2 separate regions of the Homo sapiens genome follow, and region 1 is linked to region 2. A link is an interaction called in ENCODE POLR2A ChIA-PET data of the cell type or tissue named here. Cell type or tissue: PC-9. All regions are shown on one strand. Links, peaks and the distances in the headings refer to the core of each region. The heading gives the core; the rest is flanking DNA.

Region 1 (5,796 bases), core at 411-5,410, 140 kb after region 2:
GCTGGCTCAGTACCCCTATCCCCATCTATGTTCAGCTTGTCCCGATCTATACAGCCCTCCTCCCTGCCTCTTGGGAGCCCAAGCTCCACCTGCCCCCGAGTCCCGTGGGCCTCAGGCCCCTGGCCCCAGACGTACCAGTTCTCAGGGAAGCCGTGCAGAAACAGCATGAGGGGTCCGTTACCTCGTCCAGCCGAGACATAGTGCAGACGCAGGCCCGAGCTCTAGGGGGAGGGCACAGCCTGAAGCCTGGGGAACCCTCTCTCCCGAGGCTTGAACCGTCTCGACCCCACGCGACCCCGCAGCCCCGATAGCGCCCCCGTGCGATCACCTTGAGGTTCAGGAAACCGTGCTCACCCAGCGAGGGGTCGCTCAGGCAGGCGGGGGACGCGCTCCGACGGCGCCCGCAGCAGCCGCGCCGGGGCCGGCACAGCACGTGCGTGAGCGCTATGCAGCCGTAGACCGCCGCGGCCACCAGCGCCACCGAGAACACCAGGCTCCACATGAAGGCGCGCAGCAGCTTCAGCGACAGGCGCGACGGCGCCAGCAGCGCGGTCACCACCAGCTCCGGCATGTCGCCGCGCTCCGGGACCACGGCGGCGCTGCCGGCCAGGGGCACCTGCAGCAGCGGCGAAGCGGTGTCAGGGCTCAGGGGCCCATCGCCCTTGGCCTGGGGCCCCTCCGTGCCGTCGGGATTTGTGGGACGCGCTGAAGGAAGAGGCGGGCGGCTCCGACAGAAAACAGCCAGAGCGCACCACTCACCTGAGTGCCAGGTAAACACCTGGGCGCGACAGGGACAGGAAACAAGGGTAGGGTGCGGAGGCTGGGGAGGAAGAGGTTGGAAAGGGGGGAAATAAATGGGCGGGGCCTAGCAGGTCCTGTGCGGGGCTTAGGGCCGGGGCGGGGCCCAGGAAGACTCAGCAGCGGGTGGGTGAGGGTCTAAAGGCGGCAATTCCGGGCCGGGTGCGGTGGCTCACGCCTGTAATCCCAGCACTTTGGTAGGCCGAGGCGGGCGGATCACCTGAGATCAAGAGCTCGAGACCAGCCTGGGCAACGTGGTGAAACCCCGTCTCTACTAAAAATACAAAAATTAGCTGGGCGTGGTGGCGGGCGCCTGTAGTCCCAGCTACTTGGGAGGCTGAGGCAGGAGAATCGCTTGAACCCGGGACGTGGAGGTTGCAGTGAGCTGAGATCGCGCCACTGTACTCCAGCCTGGGTCACAACAGGGAAACTCCGTCTCAAAAAAGAAAAAAAAAAAAGGCAATTCCGAGCCCAGACAAACCTTAAGGAGGGGATCCTGGATCTTCAGTTAAGTGGGCGACACCTGGAGTGAGGGGCGGGGCATATGCAGAGTAGGTGCGGCCTACAAGCCAAAAAGGAGAAAGAGTTGGAATGGTGGGCCTGGCTTATGCGGGTGGGCGGGGAGAGGGTGGATCCTAGAGGAGGTGAGGCCTAACATTGGGCGAAGAAGGCGGGAGCCTGGGCCAATGAGCTGACGGTAGGCCGGGGAGGGGGCGGTGGGGTGGGGTGGGCAATGGGCAATGAGACGGAGGGCGGGGCCGGGACCTAATATGGCGGGTCAGGAGGGTCTGGAAGACGAAGAAGAGGGACAGGCAATGCCAGGTCTAGGACTAGGAGGGAGGCGCGGGCGGTATTAGCGGCTGGAGGAGGCTTCGGGAGGCCCGGCCGACGGCCGCCGCCTGGTGCTACCCACCCAGGGGCGCGCGACCCTCCCTTCGGTCTGGCTCCAAAGACCTAGCAGCACTGACTTCACCCAGCTGTGGTTCCAACGGCGGGTCCAGCGGCCTCGGCCCGGCGCCGTCCTCCTGCTGGCCCAACAGGCCCGCCAGCCCGCCCCTGTACGTCTGTGATTGGACGGCGGCGGCCACTGATGTTCAAGCGACAGGTCCTGGCCCGGGAGCCAATCTGCAGGTGTTGAGGCCCAGGCTCCGAGAGCGGGCCGAGGAGGCGTGGATACCCTGATTCCTAGGGGGCAGGCCTGGTTCCCCCGAGGAGGACCCGGCCTATGAATGACTGGAGTTCTGGGGTTCTGGCCGAAAGAGGAAGTGGGACAGGGCCGGGTGTGATGGGGCCTAGAGTCACAGAGCCTTGCGGCCCTGCTGTCCCTGCAAGAAGCCAGCTTCTGGCCAGGCGCGGTGGCTCACGCCTGTAATCCCAGCACTTTGGGAGGCCGAGGCGGGCGGATCACGAGGTCAGGAGATCGAGACCATCCTAACATGGTGAAACCCTGTCTCTACTAAAAATACAAAAAATTAGCCAGGCGTGGTGGCGGGCGCCTGTAGTCCCAGCTACTAGGGAGGCTGAGGCAGGAGAACGGCGTGAACCCAGGAGGCGGAGGTTGCAGTGAGCTGAGATTGCGCCACTGCACTCCAGCCAGGGCGACAGAGCGAGACTCCGTCTCAAAAAAAAAAAAAAAAGCAGCCAGCTTCTTCCTCCTATTTTGCAACCTTCTCCCGATATCCTTGAACATTTTAGGGACAGCCATCACTTAACCATAGAGCAACCCTATTAAGTCTAAGTAGCATAATCACATTCCTGTAGTATAGATCATGAACCTGAAATTCGAGGATGAAGTCATTTGCCTGAAGACATACATCTTGTAAAATAGCCATCCGCAAAGATGTAGGGAAAAAGGCAGCGATCTGTGGCTACACCTCCCCTTCCTCCCGGAAGCAGCCACTGGAACGTTTTTAGCTTTTTCTTTTTTTTTCAGATGGAGTTTCGATCATAGCTCACTGCAGCCTCGAACTCCTGGGCTCAAGCACTACAACCTGTAGTTGGGACTACAGGCCTGTGCCACCACACTCAGCTAATTTTTCAAAAACTTTTCAGAGAGACGACTTGCTATATTGTCCAGGCTGGTCTCAAACTCCTGGCCTCAAGCAATCCTCAAGCCTCCACCTCCCAAAGTGGGATTACAGATGCAAGCCACCGTGCCTGACCTTTATTTCTTGACTTAACCAATGTATGACATCAGCCACTGACTTGCTCACATCACTACCCCGGACGTGCCGTTTTTTGTTTCCCTGTTAGTTTCCTTTAAAAACACTCCACTTGTCACCTCTTGCCCCTTTCCACCTCCCACTTTTATCCATATACCTTTGTACTGTCAAGGCTGCTAAACATTATACTGTCCTGGGACCATAACTAAGTCCATGAAGTTGCCACTTAAAGGTGAATAGTGGTTTATGTTCTGCCTCAGTGAACAATGCATCTCAAGAGCCGAATAGACCACTATGATTACATTGCCCATAGTGTACAAACTTTTGTTCTCCCTGGACTACTTAACCACTACCTTTCTTTTGTTGTGTGATTAGCCTACATCAAAGCTTTGGGGGTTTTTTTGTTTTTGTTTTTTTTGAGATGGGAGTCTCACCATATCACCCAAGCTGGAATGCAGTGGTGTGATCTCGGCTCACCGCAACCTCCGCCTCCAGTGTTCAAGCAATTCTCCTGCCTCAGCCTCCGGAGTAGCCGGGACTACAGGTGTGTGCTACCGCGCCCCGCTAATTTTTTGTATTTTTCAGTAGAGATGGGAGTTTCACCATGTTGGCCAGGCTAGTCTCTTAACTCCTGACCTCAAGCGATCCTCCCACCCCGGCCTCCCAAAAGTGCTGGGATTACAGATGTGAGCCACCGTGCCTGGCAGCTTTTTCTTTTACACCTTCCATTAAATCAATTATCTCACAATTTGATGTTCCCAGGATCTCTCCCAACCGACTCCGCTAATCTGGACGCATGGGTGGTGGGTGTCTGGGGAACCTCCCTTCTTCCTCTCCTACACATCACTGACCCCCCGCCCTCATCTCCCCGCTTCTCCCAAGTCTACCCTCAAACAAAAAGCAGCCATCACAGGAGAGTAACTTTATACTCAGTACAAATGTTTATTTTTGCAATGAGAACTGCACAAAAAAAAAAAAAAACCTTTCGTATGTAAGTGAAAAGTCTACGAATTCCCTTCTACAAATGTCTAAAGTGTTTAATACAAGTCTCAGATTCACTGACATAATTATTGGCCAAGCGATCCGTGCATACAGTACAGTGGGGGCTTGTACACACCTCTTACTCTGGTATAGGACTAAGATTTCTAGTACTGTGGGAAGGGTTGGGAAATGGCTGGAGAAATTAAATAGATCCCAGTTCTAATTACAACCCAGGTAGAGAGACACCCATCAGGGAGGTGTGGAGAAGGCCATGGCTGAGTTAAATCTTCAGCAGGAAGCTGCAGAGAAAACTATCCAGCTCAGCAGTTGGACCCAGGCTGGGGAAGTGTCTGAACAAAACAAGGAACAAAAATGAGTGGGTGGGATGAGATGGAAGAAACCCCAAAGAACCTAAATACGTCACACTTGAAGTGGCACAGTGGTATATGAGAAAGTGCCTGAGTGGGCATGGACATCGAAGAAGTGGGGGGACCTCTGGCTGGATGCCTGAACCACACCCTCACAGGGAGGTTTGGCAGATCCAAAGACAATAAAGGACCTTTCAGGTCAAAAAGAGGGGATGTAGGAGAATAAACAGTGCTAGAAATGTTTCAATCAGTTTGTCTCTGCATACATATAAATTATATACTTGTATCTTACATCTTAGGGGCTCTTCTTGGGCGTCACCCGTGCCTTGTGGCTGGGGCATGTACATACACAAGTGGACACACAGGCAGAGCAGCCACCTGTGGGCTTTCTTGGACAGGAATGTGTGTGTATGTGCATGGGGGGTGAGGATCCTATTTTGGGGGATGTAGACTTATATCTAAGAGTATCTGGTTAACCCTGAGCTTAAATGAAAGGAGGAGTTAGGTTGAGGCAGGCAAGGTGGGAGAAGTGGCCCAAGTCCTTTGGTGAGTGGGGGGACAGGATGGAGTAGGGGGGACAGGATGGAGTAGGGTGGAGGGGAAGAATACTGTCTGGAGTCTGGCCAGGGTTCTGCTAGAGCACACCCTCCACCTCAGCCAGGGTCCACAAGGATGGGTACCGGGCTCTGCGTCACAGCTTCAGCTTGGGGTGGTTGCTATGAGTCTGCGTGGCTCCCGCCCAGGGCAGACAGGGACAGGTCACAGGAGAGGGGCTAGGTAATCCCTGGCAGTAGTTCCTGTACAGAGGTGGTCTGGGGTCCAGGGGGTCCCCTGGGCCTAGCCTAGGCAACAGTTGGTTCACAAAGAAATGTCAGGGAGACGCCAGCATTAAAAAAAGAGAGATGTGTTTATTCCATGATCAGTACAGACCAAATGCATATTCACCGTATGAAAGTCAAACCAGTCAGTGACTCCAGAGTTTGGCCAACACTGAGGCACCAGCGTCGTGGTGTAGAGTGGGTTCTCATGGCACGCGTAACCTCACCAGGGGCTCCAATTATAAAAATTAAAAAAAAAAAAAAAAAAAAGCATGGGCAGGAGCGGCCAGCTGGTTGGGGCTGGGCGCCAGGTAGGGGAGTCTCTGCCTTAGTCTGTGGCGCCCCCAGGGCCCGGTTCCCACCTCATCCCTTGGCCCTTCCTTTCTCAGTAAAAAACAAAAACAAAAACAAAAACCAAAACCAAAAAAACCAACTCAACAGATCTGACATTAAAAAACAAAAAAGCCAACAAATGGGTGGGGGGGGGGGGGGTGGAGGGGAAAGAAAAGAAATTGTAGCTTTCTGGTTTTATAATTAAAAATAGACTAATAAAGTTTGAAACTGAGTAAAATATAGGCAGGATTTTTTTTGTGTGTTTTGTCTTTTTGTGGATTTTTTTGAGCTTTTTTCTTTTTTCACACCAGTTTGGTGGAGTCACCAACAAACTTC
Region 2 (5,796 bases), core at 592-5,591:
CCAGGAGTTTGAGACCAGCCTGGGCAACATACAGAGACCCTATCTCCACACACACACACAAAATCACTTTAGCAAGACATGGTGGTATACGCCTGTAGTCTCAGCTAATCAGGAGGCTGAGGCAGGCAGATCATTTGAGCCCAGGAGTTCAAGGTTGCAGTGAGCTATGACTGCACCACTGCACTTCAGCAGTTTGGGAAACTGAGCAAGATCTGTCACTCATAGGTAGATAGATAGATAGATAGATAGATAGATAGATAGATAGATAGATAGACAGACAGATAGATAGAGAGGATAAGATAAGATAGGTAGATAGGGTGGATAGATAAGATATGTAGATAGATAGATAGATAGATAGATAGATAGATAGATAGATAGATAGATATACAGATAGATACATAGATAGATAGGATAGATAGGTAGGTAGGTAGGTAGGTCAACCGATCGATAGATCTATCTATTGACAGACAGATAGATGATTGATTGATAGATAGATCATATAAGTAGATAGATGATAGATAGATAGATAGATAGATAGATAGATGAGATAGGTAGGTAGGTCAGTCGATCGATTGATCAATCGATCAACAGATAGATGATAGATAGATGGATGGATAGATAGAGATAGAGGAGGTAGGTAGATAGATAGATAGATAGATAGGTAGATACAGACAGCCCATGTATTAGCCAGTGTTTCCTAAGTGTTGTGGAAGAACTTTGAAAATATTTGCAAGTGAGATTAGCTCACGTGCTGTTCGCTTAGTCAGCCAGCAAGCCTCAGCCTCCTGGGGGGTCTTGAGACCTCCACTTGTAACTATGACTGTGGTTGGGGCTTACTTTCTCAATTCCCAACAGGCTTCCTGTCTCCCCACAACCCCCAGTCAAGGGGACTCTGATGCAGACGGTCCATCAATCGTAGTTTGGGAACACAGACCCTAGCCTAGCTCCAAAATCTATGTGTTTCCTGTGACATTCATCGCCTGACTCTGAACCCAGTATGATTCTACACGCAGGGTCAGCCACAGCAGATCAGGTGGCCCGGGGCACTTAAAAAGTTAGTGTTATGGGTTGAACTGTGGCTCCCAAAAAAAGATACGTGGGAGGCCAGGCGCAGTGGCTCACACCTGTAAACTCTGGCACTTTGGGAGGTTGAGTAGGGAGAATCATTTGAAGCTAGGAGTTCAGGACCAGCCTGAACAACATAGTGAGATCTCATCCCTACAAAAAATAAAAATGAAAAAAGAAAAAATTACCTGGGTGTGGTGGTGTGCACCTGTCATCTTAGTTACTCGGGAGGCTGAGACAGGAGGACCTCTTGAGCCAAGGAGGTCGAGGCTGCATGAGCTATGTTCCTGCCACTGCACTCCAGCCTGGGAAACAGAGCAAGGCCCTGTCTGCAAAAGTAATAATAATAAAATAAAAAAGATATGTTGAAGTCCTAACCCCAAGGACCTCAGAATGTGACCATATTTGAAGATAGGGTGTTTACAGAGGTCATTAGATTACAGTAAGGTCATTAGGTTGGTCCCTAATCTGATACGACTGGCGTCCTTATGAAAAGGGGAGATTTGGACACAGGCACCCACACACATGGAGACCGCCACATGAAGATGGAGGCAGAGATTGGGGTGATGCTCCTACAAGCCAAGGAATGCCAGGGACTGCCTGCAGACCACCAGAAGCCAGGAGAGGCGTGGAACAGGCTATCCCTCTCAGCCCTCAGAAGGAACCAAGGAATCAAAGCTGCTGACAACTGATCTTTTTTTTTTTTTTTTTTTTTTGAGACGGAGTCTTGCTCTGTCATCCCGGCTGGATGCAGTGGCATGATTTTGGCTCACTGCAACCTCCACCTCCCAGGTTCAAGCAATTCTCCTGCCTCAGCCTCCCAAGTAGCTGGGATTACAGGCACCCACCACCACGCCCAGCTAATTTTGTGTTTTTAGTAGAGATGGGATTTCACTATGTTGGCCAGACTGGTCTCAAACTCCTGGCCTCCAGTGATCTGCCCACCTCAGCCTCCCAAAGTGCTGGGATTACAAGCGTGGGCCACTGCACCTGGCCCAACACCTTGATCTCGGACTCTTAACCTCCAGAACTGTAAGACAACAAATTTCTATTGTTTAAGTCACCTAGTTCATGGTAATTTTTAAATTTTTTTTTCTTTTAGAGACAGACAGGATCTACTGTGTCACCCAGGCTGGAGTACAGTGGTGCAATCATAGCTAAAGTGCAACCTCACCTCAAACTCCTGGGCTCAAGCAATCCTCCTGCCTCAGCCTCCTGAGTAGTTGGGACTACAGGCCTATGCCACTGCAATCAGCTATATATATTTGTAGAGACAGGGTCTCACTATGTTGCCCAGGCTGGTCTCAAACTCCCGGCCTCAAGAGATCTGCCCTCCTCGGCTTCACAAAGTGCTGGGATTGCAGGTGTAAACCACCACACTCGGCCTGATTTGTGGTACTTTGTTGCAACATTGCTAGAAAACAAATGCAGTTAGTTTAAGAAATGTCAGCAACCTACAAAACCTACAAAGTGTCCCAGTACATCCTCTCAAGTTTACAATTGACCATGTGTTCTGGCCAAGGGACCCTGGGCTAGAACTGGAGAAAAGGATGAAGGATTTAGATTGCATGGATTCACTTACTGGGTATCAGCATGATGACAATAATGATGATGACAACCGAGATTTATTATCTGAACAATGCTAACTCCTTTATATGCACAATCTCAATAAGTGTTAAGCAACACCCCTACAAGGTAGGTGCAGAAGTAATTGTGGTTTTGCCACTGAAAGTAACAGCAGGCTGCGCATGGTGGCTCACACCTGTATTCCCAGCACTTTGGGAGGCCGAGGCGGGCAGATCACAAGGTCAGTAGATCGAGACCATCCTGACCAACATGGTGAAACCCCCTCTCTACTAAAAATACGAAAATTAGGCCGGGCACAGTGGCTCATGCCTGTAATCCCAGAACTTTGGGAGGCTGAGGTGGGCGGATCATGAGGTCAGGAGATCAAGACCATCCTGGCTAACATGGTGAAACCCCATCTCTACTAAAAATACAAAAAATTAGCCGGACATGTTGGCGGGCACCTGTAGTCCCAGCTACTCGGGAGGCTGAGGCAGGAGAATGGCCTGAACCCGGGAGGCGGAGCTTGCAGTGAGCCAAGGCCACGCCACTGCACCCCAGCCTGGGTGACAGAGCGAGACTCCTCCTCAATTTAAAAAAAAATACAAAACTTAGCCAGGCGTGGTGGCCCACACCTGTAGTCCCAGCTACTTGGGAGGCTGAGGCAGGAGAATGGCGTCAACCCGGGAGGCGGAGTTTGCGTGAGCCGAGATCGCCCCACTGCACTCCAGCCTGGGTGACAGAGCGAGACTCTGTCTCAAAAAAAAAAAAAAAAAAAAAAAAAAGTTTGTAATTTAAAAGTTTGAGCATCACTGGGCTAGATGGGGGTCCTGTAGATAACCGGGACCCAAATAGGCTTTAGGTACAGAGATACAGGAGAACCAGATTTGGGGTGCCGCTCTAGCCACTGTGTCCAGGAGGGAACCTTCCCAACCGCCCTAAAAGCTCTGAAAACTACAGTTAGAGAAGTGGCCACTAGGTGGCAATAATGTCATTTCACAAATTGGATTTAAAACGCTTTTTTTTTTTTTTTTTTTTTTTGGTTTTTGGTTGTTTTTTTTTTTTCCCCGGAAACTTGTATTCTAGCTGTGAACTGGCCCAGGTCCATGGCCCTTAGGTGTAATCTCCCCCTGGAAGGGCACAACAGGTGCAAAGTTTCCATGATGAGAAGGAGCCTGTGTTGTTTAAAGAAATCACGGAGACTGGTGTGGCCTGAGCCCAGAGTGACAGGGAAGCTGGGTTTGCAGGGGGCCCGTGGAGGGCACTGGGAGTAACACGGTGTGTGGACCACGGGGAGTGGGACCATGACAAGGTTTAAGGAGGATAGGGGGTGGGGCTGTGCTTCAGAACGAACCTGCCAGTTATCCATGCCATAGATCTGGAGTCAGCAAACTTTTTCTGTCAAGGTCCAGGTCGTCAATATTGTCAGCTTTAGGGACCTTACCATCTCCGTTGCAATGACTGAACTCTGCTGCTGTCTGGCGAAAGCAGCCATAGATGAGACATCAACGAATGGGCTTGGCTGTGTTCCACTAAAACTTTGTTTATAAACACAGAAGCTTCCATTTCATATCATAGTACATGTCATACCTTGTAGCCTTTGGGTTTGTTTTCAACCACTTTTAAAATGTTAAAACTACTCTAGGCCAGGTGCATTCACTCATGCCTGTAATCCCAGCACTTTGAGAGGCCAAGGGAGGAGGATTGCTTGAAGCCAGGAGTTCGAGACTGGAGTGGGCAACATAGTGAGACCTCCCCCATCTCTACAAAAATTTTTTAATTAGCTGGGCATGGTGGTGCATGCCTGTAGTCTCAGCTACTCAGGAGGCTGAGGAAGGAGGATCACTTAAGCCCAGGAGGTCAAGGCTGCAGTGAGCTATGATTGCACCACCGCACTCCAGCCTGGGGGATAGAGTAAGACCACTGTCTCTAAAAAACTTAAAAAATAAATAAATAAATAAAAATAAATGCAAAACTATTTTTATTTCAAGGGCTGGATTTAGCCTATGGGCCATAGGTTGCCAATCCTCGTATAGATGGATGGGAGTGACAAGAGTTAAGGGGACCAAGAAAGACCAAAAAGTGAGAGGTGAAGTGGGCTGAAAACCATCAGAAGATAAGGAGCTGGTGCCACAGGACCTTTGCAAATGCTGTTCCCTCTTCCTGACCCCTCCTGAGTAAATTCCTGCTTGGCATTGAGATTTCAGCACAAACTCCACTTCCTCAAGGAAGCCTCCCCTAACCTCCATCCCTTGCCCAGCTACATCAGTTGCCCTAATGTTACACTCGCTATCCCCTCTCTCATCATCACTCATCATTAGTGATCTCTTCATCACTGCAGTGGTTTTGTGGGGTCTTTTGTTTTGTTTTGAGACAGAGTCTTGCTCTGTCTCCCAGTCTGGAGTGCAGTGGGGCGATCCCGGCTCACTGTAACCCCCACCTCCTGGGTTCAAATGGTTCTCCTGCCTCAGCCTCCCGAGTAGTTGGGATTACAGGCACGCATCACCATGCCTGGCTAATGTTTTGTATTTTTAGTAGAAACGGGGTTCACCGTGTTTGCCAGGCTGGTCTCGAACTCCTGGCCTCAAGTGATCCACCTGCCTCAGCCCCCCAAAGTTCTGGGATTACAGGTGTTAGCTGCTGCACCCGGCCTCCTCACTGCAGTGGTTTTATATTAGTTTGTGTAACCCTTTGATTAATGTCTGTTTCACCCATTTGACTGAGCTGGGAGCTGGGACCTGAAATAGTGTTATCTTGTTTATCTTTGCACCTCTGTGCCCCTATGATTAGTACGGTAGCCACTCAATGTATGTTTTCTGGCCACGCACCGTGCCTCACACCTGTAATCCCAGCACTTTGGGAGGTGAAGGCGGGCAATCACCTGAGGTCAGGAGTTCAAGACCAGCCTGGCCAACCACGGCCAACGTGATGAAGCCCCATCCCTACTAAAAATACAAAAATTAGCCAGGCGTGGTTGCACGTGCCTGTAATCCCAGCTACTCAGGAGGCTGAGGCAGGAGAATCGCTTGAACCCGGGAGGCAAAGGTTGCAGTGACCCAAAATCATGACACTGCACTCCAGCCTGGGCGACAGAGCAAGACTCTTGTCTCAGAAGAAAAAAAAAAACAAAAAACACTTTTTTTCTTTATTTTAATTTAATCTTAT

Evidence for each region. ChIA-PET counts read pairs that join two places held together with the same protein. Peaks named below come from ENCODE experiments on the same cell type or tissue, not always from the same donor. Only the 100,000 strongest peaks of a DNase experiment are listed, where the experiment ranks them.
Region 1: POLR2A ChIA-PET joins it to region 2 with 53 read pairs; 4 of 35 experiments call an interaction of 5 or more read pairs at or near these places.

Annotation. Positions count from the first base shown.
Region 1 is chr19:15,231,641-15,237,436 of GRCh38, forward strand. EPHX3 (epoxide hydrolase 3) reads right to left here and starts at 808. Exons shown (of 7, transcript NM_024794.3): 1 at 329-808; 2 at 136-221. The coding sequence starts at 571. It overlaps BRD4 (bromodomain containing 4), which reads right to left. Exons shown (of 20, transcript NM_001379291.1): 20 at 3,879-5,796. RefSeq lists an enhancer at 558-1,059 and a silencer at 1,398-1,557. In PC-9, for the core only: CTCF peaks have their summits at 539 and 2,028; DNase peaks (open chromatin) are centred at 831, 1,351, 1,861, 2,561 and 1 weaker place; H3K4me3 peaks cover 2,483 bases; H3K27ac peaks cover 4,787 bases.
Region 2 is chr19:15,088,439-15,094,234 of GRCh38, forward strand. It overlaps OR1I1 (olfactory receptor family 1 subfamily I member 1), which reads left to right. Exons shown (of 2, transcript NM_001004713.2): 2 at 1-4,532. Among named protein-coding and RNA genes, the nearest start is that of OR1I1, 9.1 kb to the left of the region's middle. In PC-9, for the core only: CTCF peaks have their summits at 3,590 (motif pointing right) and 3,789; a DNase peak (open chromatin) is centred at 3,663.